Linked DNA regions of Mus musculus: region 2 is linked to region 1. Evidence: chromatin loops called from intact Hi-C (ENCODE). Cell type or tissue: left cerebral cortex. All regions are shown on one strand. Links, peaks and the distances in the headings refer to the core of each region. The heading gives the core; the rest is flanking DNA.

Region 1 (9,848 bases), core at 2,499-7,498:
GTTTTGGATTTCTTCAGGATCTGTTGTTATGTCTCCCTTTTCAGTTCTGATTTTGTTAATTAGGATTTTGTCTCTGTGCCCTCTAGTGAGTCTAGCTAAGGGTTTATCTATCTTGTTGATTTTCTCAAAGAACCAACTCCTCGTTTGGTTAATTCTTTGAATAGTTCTTCTTGTTTCCCCTTGGTTGATTTCACCCCTGAGTTTGATTATTTCCTGCCGTCTACTCCTCTTGGGTGAATTTGCTTCCTTTTTTTCTAGAGCTTTTAGATGTGTTGTCAAGCTGCTAGTATGTGCTCTCTCCCGTTTCTTTATGGAGGCACTCAGAGCTATGAGTTTCCCTCTTAGAAATGCTTTCATTGTGTCCCAAAGGTTTGGGTACGTTGTGGCTTCATTTTCATTAAACTCTAAAAAGTCTTTAATTTCTTTCTTTATTCCTTCCTTGACCAAGGTATCATTGAGAAGAGTGTTGTTCAGTTTCCACGTGAGTGTTGGCTTTCTGTTATTTTTTTTGTTATTGAAGATCAGCCTTAGTGCATGGTGATCTGATAGGATACATGGGACAATTTCAATATTTTTGAATCTGTTGAGGCCTGTTTTGTGACCTATTATGTGGTCAATTTTGGAGAAGGTACCATGAGGTGCTGAGAAGAAGATATATCCTTTTGTTTTAGGATAAAATGTTCTGTAGATATCTGTCAGATCCATTTGTTTCATCACTTCTGTTAGTTTCAGTGTGTCCCTGTTTAGTTTCTGTTTCCATGATCTGTCCATTGGTGAAAGTGGTGTGTTGAAGTCTCCCACTATTATTGTGTGAGGTGCAATGTGTGCTTTGAGCTTTACTAAAGTTTCTTTAATGAATGTGGCTGCCCTTGTATTTGGCGCATAGATATTCAGAATTGAGAGTTCCTCTTGGAGGATTTTACCTTTGATGAGAACAAAGTGCCCCTCCTTGTCTTTTTTGATGACTTTGGGTTGGAAGTCAATCTTATCAGATATTAGGATGGCTACTCCAGCTTGTTTCTTCATACCATTTGCTTGGAAAATTGTTTTCCAGCCTTTTATTCTGAGGTAGTGTCTATCTTTTTCTCTGAGATGTGTCTCCTGTAAACAGCAAAATGTTGGGTCTTGTTTGTGTAGCCAGTTTGTTAGTCTATGTCTTTTTATTGGGGAGTTGAGACCATTGATGTTAAGAGATATTAAGGAAAAGTAATTGTTGCTTCCTGTTATTTTTGTTGTTAAAGTTGGCATTCTGTTCTTGTGGCTGTCTTCTTTTAGGTTTGTTGAGGGATTACCTTCTTGTTTTTTCTAGGGCATTGTTCCCGTTCTTGTATTGGTTTTTTTCTGTTATTACCCTTTGAAGGGCTGGATTCGTGGAGAGATAATGTGAGAATTTGGTTTTGTCGTGGAATACTTTGGTTTCTCCATCTATGGTAATTGAGAGTTTGGCTGGGTATAGTAGCCTGGGCTGGAATTTGTGTTCTTTTAGTGTCTGTATAACATCTGTCCAGGCTCTTCTGGCTTTCATAGTCTCTGGTGAAAAATCTGGTGTAATTCTGATAGGCTTGCCTTTGTATGTTACTTGACCTTTTTCCCTTACCGCTTTTAGTATTCTATCTTTATTTAGTGCATTTGTTGTTCTGATTATTATGTGTCGGGAGGAATTTCTTTTCTGGTCCAGTCTATTTGGAGTTCTGTAGGCTTCTTGTATGTTCATAGGTATCTCTTTCTTTATATTTGGGAAGTTTTCTTCAATAATTTTGTTGAAGATGTTTGCTGGTCCTTTGAGTTGAAAATCTTCATTCTCATCCACTCCTATTATCCGTAGGTTTGGTCTTCTCATTGTGTCCTGGATTTCCTGGATATTTTGAGTTAGGATCTTTTTGAATTTTCCATTTTCTTTGATTGTTGTGCCGATGTTCTCTATGGAATCTTCTGCACCTGAGATTCTCTCTTCCATCTCTTGTATTCTGTTGCTGATGCTCAAATCTATGGTTCCAGATTTCTTTCCTAGGGTTTCTATCTCCAGTGTTGCCTCACTTTGAGTTTTCTTTATTGTTTCTACTTCCCTTTTTAGGTCTAGTATGGTTTTGTTCATTTCCATCACCTGTTTGTATGTTTTTTCCTCTTTTTCTGTAAGGACTTCTACCTGTTTGATTGTGTTTTCCTGTTTTTCTTTAAGGACTTGTAACTCTTTAGCAGTGTTCTCCTGTATTTCTTTAAGTGATTTATTAAAGTCCTTCTTGATGTCCTCTACCATCATCATGAGATATGCTTTTAAATCTAGGTCTAGGTTTTCGGGTGTGTTGGGGTGCCCTGGACTGGGCGAAGTGGGAGTACTGGGTTCTGGTGATGGTGAGTGGTCTTGGTTCCTGTTAGTAGGATTCCTACGTTTACCTTTCGCCATCTGGTAATCTCTGGAGTTAGTAGTTATAGTTGACTCTGTTTAGAGATTGTTCTTCTGGTGATTCTGTTACCGTCTCTCAGCAGACCTGGGAGACAGATTCTCTCCTCTGAGTTTCAGTGCTCAGAGCACTCTCTGCTGGCAAGCTCTCTTACAGGGAAGGTGCGCAGATATCTTGTTTTTGGACCTCCTCCTGGTCGAAGAAGAAGGCCCAAAACAGGGCCTCTCTCAGAAGCTGTGTTGCTTTGGCAGTTCCCAGAAGCTGTCAGCTTCTGTGGTGCAGACTCTCACCTGTGCAGACTAAAATCCTAAGTTCTAGGGAGTCCTGGAACCAAGATGGTGACCGCTGCTCCTGAGTCTGAGGCCGTCTCCCGAGCCAGGCGGACACCTGTCCTCTGGTCCGGATGGTGGCCGGTTATCTGCGGCCCGCCCAGGCTGCTGCCTCAGCGGCTCTGTGCTTCCGCCCGTCCCAGAAGCTGTCCGGTTCTCTGGTGCACCCTCTAACCTGTTCAGACTAATTTCCTAGGTCCCGCGGAGTCCCGGAACCCAGATGGCGACCGCTGCTGCTGAGGCTGAGGTCGCCTCCCAAGCCAGGCGGACACCTGTCCTCTGGTCCGGATGGTGGCCGGTTGTCTGCGGCCCGCCCAGGCTGCTGCCTCAGCGGCTCTGTGCTTCTGCCCGTTCCAGAAGCTGTCCGGTTCTCTCCTTTGTATCCCCTTGCACAAATGTCTTAAAAATACATTCTTCAGTGGCTTGCATCATAGCTAAACCATTAATGACTCTTTATCTTCTCCAGGCCATGAAGAAGGTTTATAAATGTTAGCAGTGATGCTGGAGACATAATTGAACATAACTAATCAGAATCTAAAATCAGGGTTTCCTAGTAGCCAAGCTGTAGAGTAAGTTAAGAACAGGAAGACCTGGAGTTGCCAGGGATCTACATGGGTTATTTTCTGTTCTGAGCAGACATCATGGGTTTGACCACATAAATGATGATAACTAAAGCATTGTATGAGCTTTCATTAGATATTGTATCTAACCACTGTTTTTATATGGTTTGCTTTCATAAAATCAAAGTGTGTTCTTTAATATAGTCATAGAAAACATTCAGTGCTGACTCAACTAATGATTCTCAACATTATTTTTCTTTTATGATCTTTGTTTCTCACTGTTTTAAAAGGGATTATTATATCAAAAACAATTCTTCTGGAGGTTCTTCACTTCTTGCTTGAGATGAGCAATTGGAACTAATTGGAACTACTTATGTTACTGCTAGGGAAACTATAAGACCGACGTCCCAGTTGCCCCCCCCCCACACACACACACACATAGATATATATGTGTGTGTGTGTGTCTGATAGTGATTGTTTCACATATATTACTGAAAAATATTTGATGTCCTGTAGCTTATGAATTAATAGATTTTTAGCAAATTTAAATCATTTGGTTGTGGTGTTAGCTTTCTCTAGTGCATCTGTGGCTATCTTATTGATAGATTCCTAAATTCTTAATTTCCTTATCAGTTCATTTAATCTGTGAAAGCCAATGTTTAAAATATGTCATGTACTCACAAGTGAATTATTTTGTTTTATTTCTATGAATCTGCCAATGGTCACAGTGTGGGAAATGGCAGGAAGAAGATGGTATACAAATGAAATGTAAAAATATGCTTCCAGTGTTGGACCCCCTCTCCCCTTCTCTCTGTCCCTTCCTCTGTCCCTCACATCCCTCCGTCCCTCCTATACATGAAAGTGTGAGAACAACCTTGCTTCTCACTCACTGTCACAATCAAGACTCGATATTTCTAAGGCACCAGGTTTTGTAAATGTTATGGTTTTATAAACACTGTGTGTCTTTATTTCTCTCCCCCCCCCCACAGGTGATTTCTATTCACTACTTTCCAAGCTGCTAGGAGAAAGGGAAGATGTTGTTCATGTGCACAAATATAATCCTACAGAAAAGACAGAATCTGGGTCAGACCTGGTAGCTGAGATTGCAAACGTAGTCCAGAAAAAGGACCTTGGTCGGTCTGACGCCAGAGAGGGAGCGGAGCATGAGGAAGGGGGTAATGCTATCCTGGTCAGAGACAGGATCCACAAATTCCACAGGCTAGAGTCAACCTTGAGGCCAGCTGAGAGCAGAGCTCTATCCTTCCAGCAGCCTGGTGAAGGTCCTTGGGAACCAGAACTCGCAGGAGGTGCGTTCAGGGTTTCTTTTATGCAATAAAGTGTGAACCACTGCGATCCACATTAGCAAAATCTGAAGGGAATAAAAATTAATAGGTATCAAAACTAACCAATAGAAAAAACTTATTGGAACAAGTATGACTTAGATTTGCGTTGTCCCATACCACGTTTTGTTTTGAAAAGATTTTTTCTTTTATTTTTGTGTTGGTCCAGTACTATATAAAGTCAACATTTATTTAGTGAGTCAATTCAAAGTAGGACCACACTTGAGTCATTTCGGAAAGAATGATATGTGAAATTCAGAGTAATAAATCAACATTTTCCTTTGGCTCAATGGGAAGAAATTGAAATTTCCAAAGGTCACCTATAAATACCATTGTAGATAGTGCATACACTATCTTCTCCAGTAATTAATGTCCTTCCAGAGGAATCAAATACTCTCAACATTTATACCCAACTGACTTATAAAATAAAACCATTTTTGTGACTGATTCCTTAAGTTCCTTTATCAGACGTTGTCTTAATTGAAACTTGAGTATACATTTCTGAAAGGAATCTCCAGTAAGTCAATAATTATCAGATTTATCTTTATTTCTAGCCAGAATTGGCTTCCATAATTAGAGAACAATACCTTATTCCCTTCAGGTTTCTGTACCAGCATGCGATAGCTGCCTCATCTTTGTCTTTAACGGTGCTGTGGCCTCTGTGATATTGACTGTCTTTTGTGTGACTTGCTAATGTGGAGAGCCGAATAAGACAGCATGTGGAGAGCGTCTCTAAAACAGTAACAGATATATGCGTGCATGGCAGATGTCCACGCGTGGGCTTGGACGGCACGGGCTGCCAGCTTGATGTTTTCAAATTCAGCTTTGCAGGAAGCCATGAATTATTCAACACCCAGCTGATTTTTATTTATAATTGAAAAAAAGAATTAGCATGCAGCGCCTTTGCTCACATGGAAGTTTCAAGTATTTTCCATGGGGACTGGCCTAATGGTCTGAATGAGATGTTAAGTGGAGCCTTCACTTTTAACTCCTCATATTTTAACAGGCTCAAACTGGTTCCAATTTTGTCCAATAAAACTGTTTCTCAAGAGGTGATCCTGGGACTCTTCTTGCTTGCAAATTACCTAAAGTGTTGAAGGAAAACCTAACTTCTGCTTCCTGTCAAAGAACAAGTGAACTGGTATCTGGGGTTACAGTGACAGTTGTGCAGTTTCGTGTGTCTCTACCCATCTCGTAACACACGACAGTTCTGTGTGATCCTCTGTGTTAAGAATACAGATATGAAAAAGGCCAAAGGTCTCCTGCCAAGTGCAAGTCTGTTCACACACAACACAGTAGAACTGTAGCACTCGATAGTCTATCACTTAGCTTTTCATTCCTGATTTTGAGAAACCCTGGACACTTTTTATCATCATGTGTGGCAACGGACAAAACATCATTCAGGTGCTGGAAAAATGTTTTAGTGGTTAAAAGCAAATATTACCCTTGCAAAGGACCTGGGCTGGATTCTAAGCACACACATTACCTGTAACTCCAGGGCCAGGTGATCCTATCCCCTCTTCTGGTCTCTGCAGGTACCAGGCACACATCCAGTGTCTATAAATACACACAGGCCATCATGTATACATATTTTAAAAGAACAGTGTGTATTTCTGAAGTCTTACTTTTTCTAAGAATGACATCCTCAAAGGTAGAAAGTACCTTTTTTCCCCCTGCATCATTTGCTATTCCCAGAACTAGTCATGAGACAGAGCTCAGAAGAAATTTCCTCTGAAGATCTCACGGGGGAAGTCTTTCTTCCTCTCATAAATGTGGGTAAATGTCACTACATTTAACGAGTCGTTGACTGTTAGGCAGCACAGATCCCAACTGGTGAAAGAGCTCTATGTGCCTTTTCTTTCTGAATTGACGTGGTTTTATGTTATTTCACCATTCTAACTCCAAAATTGTTAAAACCGAGGACAAAATAGTAAAATTCAGACGTGTTGAGGCTAGTTGTAAACACCCTTTTCCTAGTCCTCTCCCACTTGCTATTATAGGATGCACCAGGCAATAACAAAGTTTGTTCAGGTGGCATTTCATTGTATCAGGCACAGGAAGCTGGAATCTGCAGCAGGCTTCCGTATTCCAAAAAGAGAGTAGGAAGTTTGCATATATAGCAACCTTATAACATTAGTATTATTCTAACTTATGCGCCCGTCTCTGAGATGGGCAAGTGGGATAAACAGGATAGATTAAGTGCTATTGTTTCTCTCCTGCCCTTTCTTTACTCCACGCAAAGCTGAGAGTGGCCCTAATGGTCCTAGAGGAATTAGCTGTCTTCTTTATGTGTCTAATTTGCTAGATGGGACTTTATTAGCTGCAAAGAAGAGAGTTACTTTTTATATGGCACTGGTGAAGCAAAGATGCAAGGCTATTTGGTCACTTAACATTATAGCACGGAGTCTTTTCAGATATCTTTAAGGCATGTTAATTGTCAGAAGAAACTGAAGCCAAGAGAAGTTAACCTATTGAATGAGGTACTGCAGTCTAGATTTAAAAACTCGACTGTTATGATGTCCAACATGCACTGTCTAGTGCCTTAATTTCAATCAATTCCAGATTGGTTAAAGTTGCTTGCCTTGTTCATTGGAATTGTGGCCCCTCGCTGCTCAGAGACTGAAGGTGTCTTGTCTCCTCACAACCCTTGTCCTATGTCTCTAGTTTTTGCCTTCTGTACAACCTGTAACCGTGAGGTGGACAGCAACAGAAATCTATGTCTCCCATGCTTTCTATTCTGTTCTCCATATGTTGGAACTGTGATGTGGGGACAGATCCCACCCAGCTGACTTGATGGTTCAAAGGAGCATGAGTAGCAGACCAGCTCAACACTTTGTTATATGGTGTTAGGATGTCCTCTGGTTGGCCCGGGGATTTAAGAGTTTCTAAACAATACCATTTATGGATGTTTAACTTTGCCAGGATTGAACTTGGTTCTGCATCCTGGTGTCTGCCTTCATGCTGGATTTTCTACTTCGTTGGGGGTCGGATGTCAGTGATCCTAGCCTTCTTCAGAACAGGATTTCTGTGCTGTGTGATCTCTGTGTCAGGAACACACACTCACTATAACTTACCCCGTCCCAAAAACCTGCATTTGCCCCAAGTAAGATTCTTTTTTAAAATTTATTTTTTTACTTTATTTTATTTATATAAGTACACCGTAGCTGTCTTCAGACAGACCAGAAGAGGGCATGGGATCCCATTACAAATGGTTGTGAGCCACCATATGGTTGCTGGGAATTGAACTCAGGACCTCTGGAAGAGCAATCACTACTCTTAACCACTGAGCCATCTTTCCAGCCCCCCAAGTAAGATTTGAAAGCTCCCTAACAAGGGCTGTATGATGGATCAGACTCAGCTATTGAAGTTGCCTGCCTGCCTTTAAAAGCTCCAGCCATTCCATTAATGCCTTGGCATTTTTTTTTCTTTTAATTCTCTAAGCTTTAGTGTTCTCATCTGTAGAGTGAGGATTACAATCCTTGTAGGGCTGACATGAGAGTCAGATGAGATTACACATGGGAAAAGTTGCACATCAAAAATGAGGAAAGTGTCAAATCATCAATATATTAGATTTAAAACCCCCGAAATTAAGTGAGCAAAGAATGAATATTGGTTTTATCATAACTTCTGAATATCCTTTTTCTTAGTGAGAATCATTGAACATTTTTATTTCTTGAGAATTTCATACATGAGTACAATGCATTGTGATCATATCTGAAACCCCTGCAACTTTTCACGTGCCCCCCATTCTTCCCAAATTCATGCCCTCCTCCTCTTCTATAGTGTGTGTGTTGTGTGTGTGTGTGTGTGTGTGTGTGTTTCTGGGTGACCTAGTAATTTAAATTATTGTTGCCCAAATGCGCATGGCTGGCCAATGGAGCAGAAGCAACTATCCCAGGACCCTTGTCCCTGGAGTAAACTGACTCAGCTTCCCTCAGGAGCTGTCAAGGGCCTTTAGCTCCTCAACTAGAAATGGGACCTCCCAAGCCCTCCCCTGATCATTCTGGAATATTGATTGCTACGGCTTGTGTGGCTGTAATGTAAACATCCATAGCTTTTATGAGGTCACAGGTTCAAAGGGCCAATCGTGTCTAGAAAATGTGATTTTTGTAACAGTCCCCTGGGTATTTTTTTAAGGAAGTTTATAAAATAGTAGGTTTCCCTAGTGGCCTTCTCAAACGGTCTTAGCATTACTTCTGCTCCTCCGTGCTCCCTCTGCTTTACCCCCTACACCCTTCTCTACGTAAGTCGCCCCCACACCCACCTCTACCATTTTTCCCTTTCTCCCTTAATAGCATGTTCGTTCCCCTCTCTGCAGTTCATTCTCTCCCCCCTTCCACCATTGTTCCTTTTTAATTTCCACATTTCCATATTAGTCTGAGGTATGCATTCCAGCCTGAAGATTCAGGGCTAAGGATCGGTAACTAGGAGAAAGCATACATTTGTCTTTGTTGGTCTAGGTTGCCTCATGTGGCCTATTTTCTTGGACTTTTAGATAGGAGCAGCGTTTTACACATTAGTGAATTATGAGTGTTTGGTAGTATCTTATGGTGAATTTGTGGATCTTCAAATCTTTGACCAATTTTGTTGATCTACATTGGTGTTTTATGAGCTACACGAATCACAGGATGAGCATATTGGGCTCAGTGACAGAGACAAGTTTTACACATTGGGACTTAATGTTGCTTGGTTTCTGTTATTCATTGTTTAATATCTGTACTAAGATAGAGGAGAAATACAATCTTAAGCTGCTTCTGGAAAGTTGGCTTGTTAAGCAACCAATGAAAATTTGCAGTTTGTTCTACCCAGCTTTAACTGGCAGATTTTATCACACTAGTATATGTTAGCATATGAAAAACTGGTCCAGCCATCAAAACCCTATGTATATTACAAAATAATGATGCATTTGATTGACATTTTTTATTCAATAGAAGAATCCAGAAGTCTTTATTCTTATGATTCATTGATTTTTTTATTGTTGTTGTTGATTGATAAAATCAACTTTCACTTAATCTTTGAGAGCATCCTTAATACAGATTCGTTCATATGCTTGTCTATGGTAAAGTTTTATAGAATTCCTAGGTTAAAACAAAGCATTTGGCTGGCCGAGTTTTCACCTTTGGAGTCGAGGAGATGATAACCACAGACAACAATTTAGTGCTTACTTTGAACAAGGCTCGGCATCATGGATGTGTTAATTCATTTGGTCCTCAAAAC
Region 2 (9,848 bases), core at 1,565-6,564, 330 kb before region 1:
TGAGTTTTCTCTTCTTAAGTGGGTCTTACATTCATACAATTAAAAAGCTATTGGTTACCACCAAAGTATGTGTGCCACTATTGCACTCTTAAGGTTATCTTGCTATGCAGGTCATTTGTGTGATTCATAGGAATCATAGCTGGGAAGGACTGTTAATTGTATCTCTATTTTGAAAGCTTGCATGACATCTTCTGGTTCCATGAACGCTAGTCCTCAGCAAGGTTTTCAAGCCACATTCAGCTCAGGGGCTTCTGGGAACTGTGTCTGAGATGTACTTTTTTTCCAGCAACAGGGATTTACCTTCTACCTGTAAGAGCAACCAAGGGCAATGGCAATACCCTTCATTGTTCTGGGAGTCTCTAGATCAACCCTAACCAAAAACCTCAAAACACAACTTCTCATGCTTGATATCTGGGGTTTTATTAGATGGTCTCTGGATCCTGGGGTAGCACTATAAGTCCAGATATGAAGTTTTCATTTATACTGTATATGTATATTTATAAACAGAATTTCAGGTATTATAAGTAGTTTTAGGTAATAAGTAGTATGAGTATTTATGGCTTTTTTACACATTCCCCACTGTCATTTTACCCTCCTTCTTCTGTGTTTATTTCCATCCCCATTTCCAAATTAGAGCCACCCCATTTTTCCCATTTTCCATTTCAGATCATTTGAACCCCACTATCTCCCTCTCTATTCAACCTTTCCCTCCCCTGCTCCCATATTCACAAGGGTCCCTTCTTACTTTCCTGGTTTCTTCAGTTACTCTAGGTAAGTATTCCTATTTAAAGACTCTGAGCTCCAAATGAGAGATGAGATGTGATATTTGTCTTTCAAGGTCTGGGTTACCTCATTCAATATGATCATTTCCAGTTCCATCCATTTACCTTCCTATTTTGTGATTTCATTTTTTTATAGCTAAATAGTAAATGCATGCCACATTTTTAGTATCCATTCATCAGTTGGAGAACATTTAGGCTGCTTCCATTTCCTAGCTATTATGAAAAAAAATGAATCTTACAGTCTTTTTAAGAGAGTCTCTTGCCTCTCTTTAAAAGACTAGGGTTCTAATTTCTAGAATTGACTAATTAATAATTTGTTGCCCTGTCCAAATATTCAAAAACACATTTTCTAGATAGCTAGCTGCATGTCCTACTTTGTATAGTATTAAGTTATTGTAGGGCTACTTACACTAAGAAGTAGCTGCCTATTCTCTGTTACCTTTATAATAATAATAATAATTAATAATAATAATAAAGCTTTGGTGTCCTTTCTGATGGTAGAACAAGACAGAGTGGCCCAATGTCTTAATCCCACTTAGATACAAGACTTGTGCCTACTTGAAACCTCTACTTTAGACAATTATAGAGAAGAGAAACAAATAAATTAATTATGTATTAAACAAAGAAAAATGGGAGTTCCCATACTATATTTATTAAAGATACGTGTTAGATGTTGAGACACATTCTGTCCTTCCCCTATTACATCCTAATCTGAATAGGATTTCATAATGTACTATAGACGCCAGATATGGTTATCTCACCAGCCCTGTATCCAACCCTGAAAGGATCTGGCTCCATTCTTATTTTGAAACTGTTTTACTCTATTTGACCTTTTTCAAATTCAATGCCAGGTGATCTTGGGAGCAGCAAGATCTGACATTGCAAAGACTAATGTCCTGTCATGTTCATTCTGTCTCAGGGCTTTTGTGTCACCGTCATCTCATCCTGTAAGAATGCCTCTGATCTTTTCCATTATTAAGACATCTTCAAAACATGCTAGCTGTAAAAGATTCAATTTCCATTAAAAGCCAAAGGCTTCTCTCCATCGCCTTTGGTAATTTGTACAGTTGGCACTAATTCAGCTCTCTCGATATTCAGCAGAGCCCTTTTGTCTTCTGATAGTTACAAGAAGTGGTGATTAATGCTTGAAAGATGTGTCACACTCTCCCCTTTCTTCAAGATCCTTAATGCAGATAGACTTTGCAGAGGGAGACTGGTAGAATGTGCTAATCGGCTCAAAGATGAATTTCACACATCTCTTCTAGAGTACAGGGCACTACTCAGCTGAGTGCTGAACTCAGTACTTGGAGTTCCTCATACTTGGAGGGCTGGACTCATCATTTGGTATCAGAGTTAATATATAGGTGCCACTCAGACTTTCCCACCTGCCAACAGACCTGTGGGAGGGAAGCTTTTATGTCCAGTGCTTACACCACATTGTTGCACTCACTTTTCTGCTTGTCTGCTTGTCCCAAAGACACCATAGCTTCCTCTAGGCAAAAGCAACACTACAGTGATTATTATAGAAAGGACAAACTATTCAGACCTAAAATAACGTAGTGAATGAATCACAACAGATTGATGGCATAACTCACATCCAAAAGCCAAGAGCCAGAATTACACGGTTTATTTTAAGACGGCAGAAGAGTAAAAAGCAGATTGAAAAGCATACGACATCTCTGCAGCTCGAGCTCTGCAAACAACGATGGCATTTGCAGAGTTCTGCGAGCCTTCTCAAATGTGGTTGCAGTTTTAATGTGTGTTGACATCTTTCTCTGTGTGCAGAATTAGCTGGGAGAACAACATTTTGTGCTTTTTCCTGCTTGCGACAGCATGAGCACATGGAAAGAGCCAGTAACTGAGCAGCCATTCCCCATGGAAGGACACTAAGACAGTTTTGCTTCAGTTTTTACACAGTAGTATTATGAATACATGGGATTGCCTGGGTCACGGATCATTCCAATGACACAGGGAAAAAAAGAAAGCACATTAGGTATTCCTCTTACATCATTCTCTGAAGCAGGGGCAAATGAAACAGATAAATGTAATCATTGGAAAATAATTTTACTGTTATCAAATTAGAGGCATGGTAAATAACTGAGATCAGAACTTCACAGAGGCTCTCAAGGAACTGGAGTTTCACACTATAATTTAGAAAACAATAGAGTGAAAAATTAAAGAGCACTAACATGAAATAAATTTAGGAAGACTGAAAAAGAAACAACATACAAGAACTGTACTGATTAGGAAATGGGCAATTTAAGTTCTTGAGAAGAGTAAATCTCCAGCAAGAATTAATTTGCTTCCTGCTGAGTCCTGCTGGTTTTTCTTCTCTCCTCAATCACTGTTTATTTCATAAAATCAGCATTCACCTATCTCTTTTGATTATTTAATTTTGGGGGGATTTTCTTCTCACAAAGCTGTTAGCACAGCTAAACTCAACTCCGCATGCAATGTGTAAACACATGATAATGGCCTGCAGAAGTGTTGGATTGTTTATTCCACTCTGCAGACCTCATTGTTTAGATGCTGTTTCCCCTCCAGAGAAATCTCTCAGTAGGATTCCTAAAGCGGCTTCTCACTGCCTGCATCTTTCACTGACATTTACCAAATGCCCAGGCTCTCATAGAAAAAAAAAAAAAATCACGAAAGCAATATTCAAACTGTGACAGATTCTTATTTCTAAACAAGAGATGGGTCATGAGCTGTAGCTGACAAAAACGGTGAAAAAAAAAATGTTTTTAAATGAGAATTTCCTCAAACTTCACTATCTCCATCTCTGTGGCTGTCTAAAATTCTGCATTCTCAGGTGGGGACCAGAGGGTTGGTAAAAGCATTCTCTGGTTGAGAGTTACTATTCATTAAAAAAGAAACAATGGGCGCCATCCCAATGGAATTCTCCTGGCAGAATATTCAAATAAAGCATGCTTCAAGTATGGCACAAACCTTTAGAAATAAACAGCTCCGCATCCTCTTAGATGAGTCATGCGGGTTTTCACTTTGTCACAAGGACAAGCATGATGCAGACGGCCTTTCCTTCTCTCTTTATTCAGCTTCTTTACTGTTTTTGATTAGTTACCTCAGCTGAGACTCCTTGCTCGATGCAAAGGCTCCTGGTGGCTTGTCTGAGCCTGGATGTGTCAAGACAGAATATTCCTTCTAAGTCCAAGGCTGAGTTTTCCCACCCTGGCATTTGTCCCCGGAGTTCTAGATGTTGATGGGCAGTTATTTAAAAAGATGATTGTTTTTCTGTGTGATTTAAAATAAAGTTTAGCTTTATTGTGCCCTTTGTAATGGTATTTGTCATCTTATATTTAATAGCAGGCTGTCAGGCTGCTTTATTTTAAACCAAGACAAAAGACTACCATAGGAAAAATACAATCACCAAATCAAATATTCATGCAGATCCTCAGATTGAACTTAATTTATGAGATAACCTCTAAGATTATTAGTGTATTGTGGCCATACTTATGTTTTTCACTCTCATGCTTTGTCACTGTAGAGACATGAAAATGCTATTCATTGTTGCTAGGAGATGGGTGGCTATGGCAACAGCATGGGGCAGAGCCAGATGGAGCGCCTCAAGCTAGTCAGGGTTAGCCTCATTTTTTGATCTCCAAATGACTCCTCTGCAGTCCTGTGAATGAAGAATCAGCCTCTTCAGCTTGTTTCAAAAGATAGGCCACATGGCTTCTCCTCGCGTGTCAGCTGTCCCCATTAACAAGTGTCTTTTGCGTGTTTAACGATGTACTGTGAGGTTGTTGGAAAGGGAAAAGACACTGGATAACAAGGGGATTATCACTGTTTAACTGTGTTCTCATACTGTTATTAATCTAGCACAGATCTGGTGCCATATGTGGCTTGTCATCATTCCATTTAACTCCTGGTGACTCTCGTGGAAGTGCCATTCCAAGAGCAGAGGGGACATATGTTCCTAATTTTGGTTTGCTCATTCCTCAAAGATTTATGGCTATTCTAAAGTCATGAATCATCATCTTTAAGGCACCCTTACATTTCATCAGAATAGACTATCTTCTCTGGATCTTCTTTATGCTGAGTTTTGTGGATTCTGCCTTTAAGCCTAGTACTTGAAAAGTTGTAGCAGAAGGATAACCCCAAGTTCAAGGCCAGCCTATGCAACAAAGTGAAACCTTTCTCTAGTCCTCCCTTCTCAAAAATATCTCATCACACGGCTATACACAGTATGACAAGTTTTTTTTCAAAACCTTGGGGTGTAGTGAACACACACATGTTCCTCTTATAAACAAATAAAAATGTTAACATGTTAAAGTCATTAGTGTTTGAGTAGGTCAGTGTTCTCCAGAGCAGCAGAACCTATAGCTGAATAGTAAAAAGAATGCCTTAAATCAGCTTAGAAGCAGAGAAGCCCACAGTGACTCAGTACTGAAGGCTGGTACACCTGCAATTGGAGTGAATCCCACACTCATGGTCTCACACCAGAAGCCCACAACCCAGCACTCAGTCCCAGAGGCTGGTGCCACAGCAATCCTAACCTGGAGCTGCAAACCTTAAACGTTCCCGGAGAATGGCTAGTCCTTGGTCAGTGATGAAGCCTGGAAATGCTGGTTCTGCGATCCCTGGAGACATCAGCCATGGCTGCAATGGGAAACCCACTTGGTGTCTGAAGGTATGGACAAAGGAGAACAATGTTCCCAGTGCCAGGCTCTCTGTTTATCTAGGCGGCTCCCAGAAGGAACCATTCACACTGGAGTAGGTTTTTTCTCACCCACTGAGAAAATCAGGGCAATCCTTCAGGTGAAACTCCCTACTCACATGATTGTAATTCCTGACAAATTAACATTAAGACCAACCATCACCGGGGTTCATAGGGATGAATCTGGTTTTCTAAAAATATCCATTACTCATACTTTTTTAGTATATCATTGTCTCCCAAAACACTATATCCCCACACTCCTTACCATAGCAGATACCATTGAACCTGAATGTGCCAACTTGTAGTTCACTAGCCAATCAAACTGAATATGCTCTGCAAGACTTTCCTCTGGTAAGATCAGAGAGATTTCTAATTTCTTGTCCCTTTCAACTCTTCTACACCATTCCCTCACACAAAATATCGCTTCTAATTTATCTCTTTTTTGTTTCCTATATGCTTACTGGTTCAAATATTTATCAGGTACTTCCTATGTACCTGGTCCTCATGCCAGTTTCCATTAGCTAAAGAAGAGCATAATGAGAGTGAAAGACCATCTAACAGGGATAATATATCCATAAAAATTAACAATGAATGTCATTTCTTAGGTGTTTCCTATATGCAGGACATGTGTGAACACTATATTTAATGTTCATAATGTCATCATTATCATTTACAGCTAAGACTTGCTCAGACTCAAGACTAAGTGACTTGCCCAGTCAGGGAGGCAGAAAGCAATGAAACATACTACAGCGTAGCTCCATCTCCCTTCAAAAATGATAATTCCTTTATTGATTTGACATAATGGGATATTCTCAGTAATAAAATGTGTGTTATTCCAGGCTGGATGCCAGATAAGGAAGTGATGAATCCGTAAGAGCGGGCCAATGAGGTCATAGGCACTAGAACAGCTAAGCTGGTAAATAAGGATGTGACGAGTGACATGGAAGGAAGGGGACATTTTAGAAATAGGCATAACCTAGAACATCATTATTTTAAGCTTCCTTTAATTACTTTCAGTCCTTTCAGCCTCCCCATATATGAACCTATAGAGTGTGCCATAGACATCCCATTCTCCTGGTGGAACTGACTTTGAAGCAAGCACTATCTTGGACTCTGCACTACACAAATGTTGGATCAGTTTCCTTGACCATAAAAATATTTGAGAATAAAAATCAAACCTTTCAGCTATGTGTTTACTTTTTTTGTTTGGTTGGTTTTAGTTAGTTTGTTTGTTTTGGAAGACAGGATTTCTCTGTCTTCCTTTGGCTGTCCTGGAACTCTTTCCATAGACCAGGCTGGCCTTAAACTCACAGAGCCTGCCTGCCTCTGCCTCCTAATTCCTGCAATTAAAGCCATGTAGCATCACTAACCAGTTTAGTTTTCATTTTTTCAAGCACCAAGAGTTGTTTTCAGAACACAGCAGATGATATGCACAACCATATATTGGTCAAGTAACTTTTCAGAACGCTAACACGGCTTTATAGATTAGAAATTCTTTCATTCACTTGGCTCCTTGGATCTTCACGTTGATTATATCTAATAATAATCTAGTAAAGTTTGCCAGCTTACTGTTGTTAATTCTCACTTTATACTAGTCTGTTTTCTAAAAAAAAAGAAAACTGTAATAGGTATAATATTTAATTGGAAAATAATAAAAGCTCACTTTCTGTTATGCAAATGTTGAATAATGAAATCCATCTCCAGCTTAGTAGATATATGAAAACCCACATGTATACTAATACTACAAAGCTTGTATTGTAACTTTCTGTCTTTATGCAGTTTCATCACACAAGAACTGCAAGATAATTTACTATTGAACCATTTGCTAGTTCAACTAATAGCAAAACTTATAAATAAATAAAAAGGTAAAATTGTAATTAACTTCTATGGTGGCTACTGTTGTCCATGGGACATTCCTAGAAAAAACAAATTAGCAAGACTGTACATAGCAAGTGGGTACCTCCCTGACACCTGCTGCTTTCCTCAGTTGCAAGCCCTTGAGAAAGTTACTAACGGGATTCTGAAGGCATAAATGGTCCTGGACCTTAATCAAAGGCTGCAAGATAGACAACAAACTCAGATTTCCCCAACAGAAGTCCAAATACATTGTCAGAGCCCAGAGGGGTACCCATCATATAGTAAACTGCCTCCTCTCTCAGATGAAAGTTTGGTTTTCTTAAATGGAGAAACTTTTCATCCAATGGTCACAGGATCCATCACCACGAATAGATACTGTGAGTAAACTCAGATCCCTACTTGAAGCCAGTGATGAGTTGTCTCACTGGACACCACACTTGAATGTCCACTGTCATTTTTAGCTCATGAACCTGTAGAAAAATATCACAGAGCATTTCTTGCTAGAATCTGCAGACTTTGAGGATCTTCCATTTACTGAGTTCTTCCATAGTAGACCAGATAAATTCATCAATATTGATCACTGGAAGAAAGTTCAGAGAAAGTATAAGAGAAACACTCCTTTGTGAATTTTTTTAAAACATTGAGACTATCAGTGTCATCATGTGCCTGGCTTTAACACTGTCTCTATCTGGCCCACTGACCTGTTCCCAGTATCACCTACATGCAGTTCTCCCGTCTTGGTGTATCACTACAAAAAGAACTTTATTGTCTTTGTTGTTGTCTTGATTGTCTCCTCTGCAGAATCTTGTCACACTACTTGGTGCATAACATATGCTTCCCAAACATATACTTTATAGTAAATTAATGAACAAAATAGAGCCATCCCCTCCATACATCAGCACTGATAAAATGCAGTTCAGGGTAGAGCTGAGCATGCTGTCTCCAAGGGGCCCCTGGAGAGTCAGGCTATATATCCAGATCTTAGTCCCAGAAGAGCATCCAAGCATAGACTGTTTCTTCCTAATAAATTTCCTCCCCTCCCTCTCCTCTCCCTTCCCCTCTTTCCTTCCCCTCCTCTCCCCTCTCTTCTCTCCCCTCCTCTCCTCTTCCCTTTTCTCCTCTCTTCCCTTTTCTCCTCTCTTCCCTTTGGTCTTCATTTCCCTTTGCTCTTCTCTTCTCTTTCCTTCGCTTGTCTCTTCCATTTTCCTCTCCTCTCTGTTCTACACTCTTCTCCTGTCACTCACTTTCTATTTCAGCATCTCTGTGTCCTAATACCTGGACTCCCCTAGCTAGAATCCCACGAACTTGTATCCAGGGAAAGGAGAAACCAGAATCAGAAGACTGCACAATGGTGATAGCTCAGGTTTCTACCCCTGAAAAGCACCCCCAGCATCATGGCCATCAGCAGTCTATGGAATTCCAATAAGATCTCAGAGAAGCTCTGAGGTTATTTGGGTTATTCGGGCAGATTTCTGTTTATAGGCAACTCCCAACAGGCCATTGCACTGCCCAGTTAAGTCTTGATGTTCCTTTATTATGTCGAAGGAACAAAGAATTGACTGACAAAGAATTCACATAAAACAGGGTGCTACTCTGTTTTTTTATTTCGTTTTTGAGATAAGGTCTTCATGTTTAGCTCAGGCTATCCCCAAACTCATAATTGTCTTTGTCAGCCTTCCAATTTCTAGGTGTATATATGCCACCATGCCTGGCTTCATAAAAACTGTTTTAATGTTTGAAAAGTACTAAATAATTCCTTTCTTTTCAGACAATGGATCTCAGGAGTGTTTGTGCTGTTTTGTTCAGAGAGGAGATCGATGAGGACCCTCTATCCTCTCAAGTACTTTCTTAACTTACCTTATAGATTAATCAATTTGTCCTCGGAACCCATCTCACTTCTATCTTCTGAGAGATTTGGTTTTGTTTTATTTCATTTTTGTTTTCATGAAAAATGCACTGCTTTCTCCTTTGGAATCCCACAGCAGTAAGGACTTCTGTGAAAGGAGGTCACACAGTAGGCATTCATGTTATCCTGAATGTCAGTCAATGTTCTCCTTCCCAAACTTGCTTTCATTCAGTTTCAAGCTGCTATAAATATCACTTTCCACAAAGCTCAAAAGATTCTCTTTAAAGTGACTTGGCCACTTTAAAATCATTCATGTTTTAAAGATAGCAAGAACAAATAGCATTTCTTTAAAAATTGAGGAGATCCAACTTTTATGATGGTGTGGATCTGCTGTATAAATTATATTCTAAAAAGCCTCAATTTGTGTATGCCAACTTGATATTAGAAATAGTAAATAGAAATGAGCCTACTGTGTTCTCAGCTTTTTTCCTAAAATTCATGTGACAAAACATTAATCCACAAGTTGATATAATTAATAAAATAGAAGCTATGGGAGTGGATCTTGTCAGTGTCACTCTGAAAGTCACTCCGTTGGGATATGTCCCCCTTCAGCCATGTGTGGATACAATGAGAAGCCATGTACACAGCACGAAGCAGGTTCTTCCCAGTTACAGGCTCTGTGGCCACC

Evidence for each region. Hi-C counts contacts between places; a loop is a spot of excess contacts. Peaks named below come from ENCODE experiments on the same cell type or tissue, not always from the same donor. Only the 100,000 strongest peaks of a DNase experiment are listed, where the experiment ranks them.
Region 2: a loop joins it to region 1, with 4 times the contacts of the local background. A loop is called at or near these places in 2 of 42 quality-filtered maps.

What each region holds. Positions count from the first base shown.
Region 1 is chr1:97,858,953-97,868,800 of GRCm38, reverse strand. It overlaps Pam (peptidylglycine alpha-amidating monooxygenase), which reads left to right. Exons shown (of 26, transcript NM_001357127.1): 15 at 4,281-4,598. Among named protein-coding and RNA genes, the nearest start is that of Gm31771, 47 kb to the left of the region's middle. In left cerebral cortex, for the core only: no CTCF peak of the experiment used is centred there; DNase peaks (open chromatin) are centred at 4,462 and 5,413; H3K27ac peaks cover 1,591 bases.
Region 2 is chr1:98,184,890-98,194,737 of GRCm38, reverse strand. It overlaps Gm29461 (predicted gene 29461), which reads right to left. Exons shown (of 4, transcript NR_151613.1): 3 at 9,172-9,308; 4 at 4,040-7,894. Among named protein-coding and RNA genes, the nearest start is that of Gm29461, 16 kb to the right of the region's middle. In left cerebral cortex, for the core only: no CTCF peak of the experiment used is centred there; DNase peaks (open chromatin) are centred at 2,462, 3,308, 3,782 and 4,359; H3K27ac peaks cover 3,423 bases.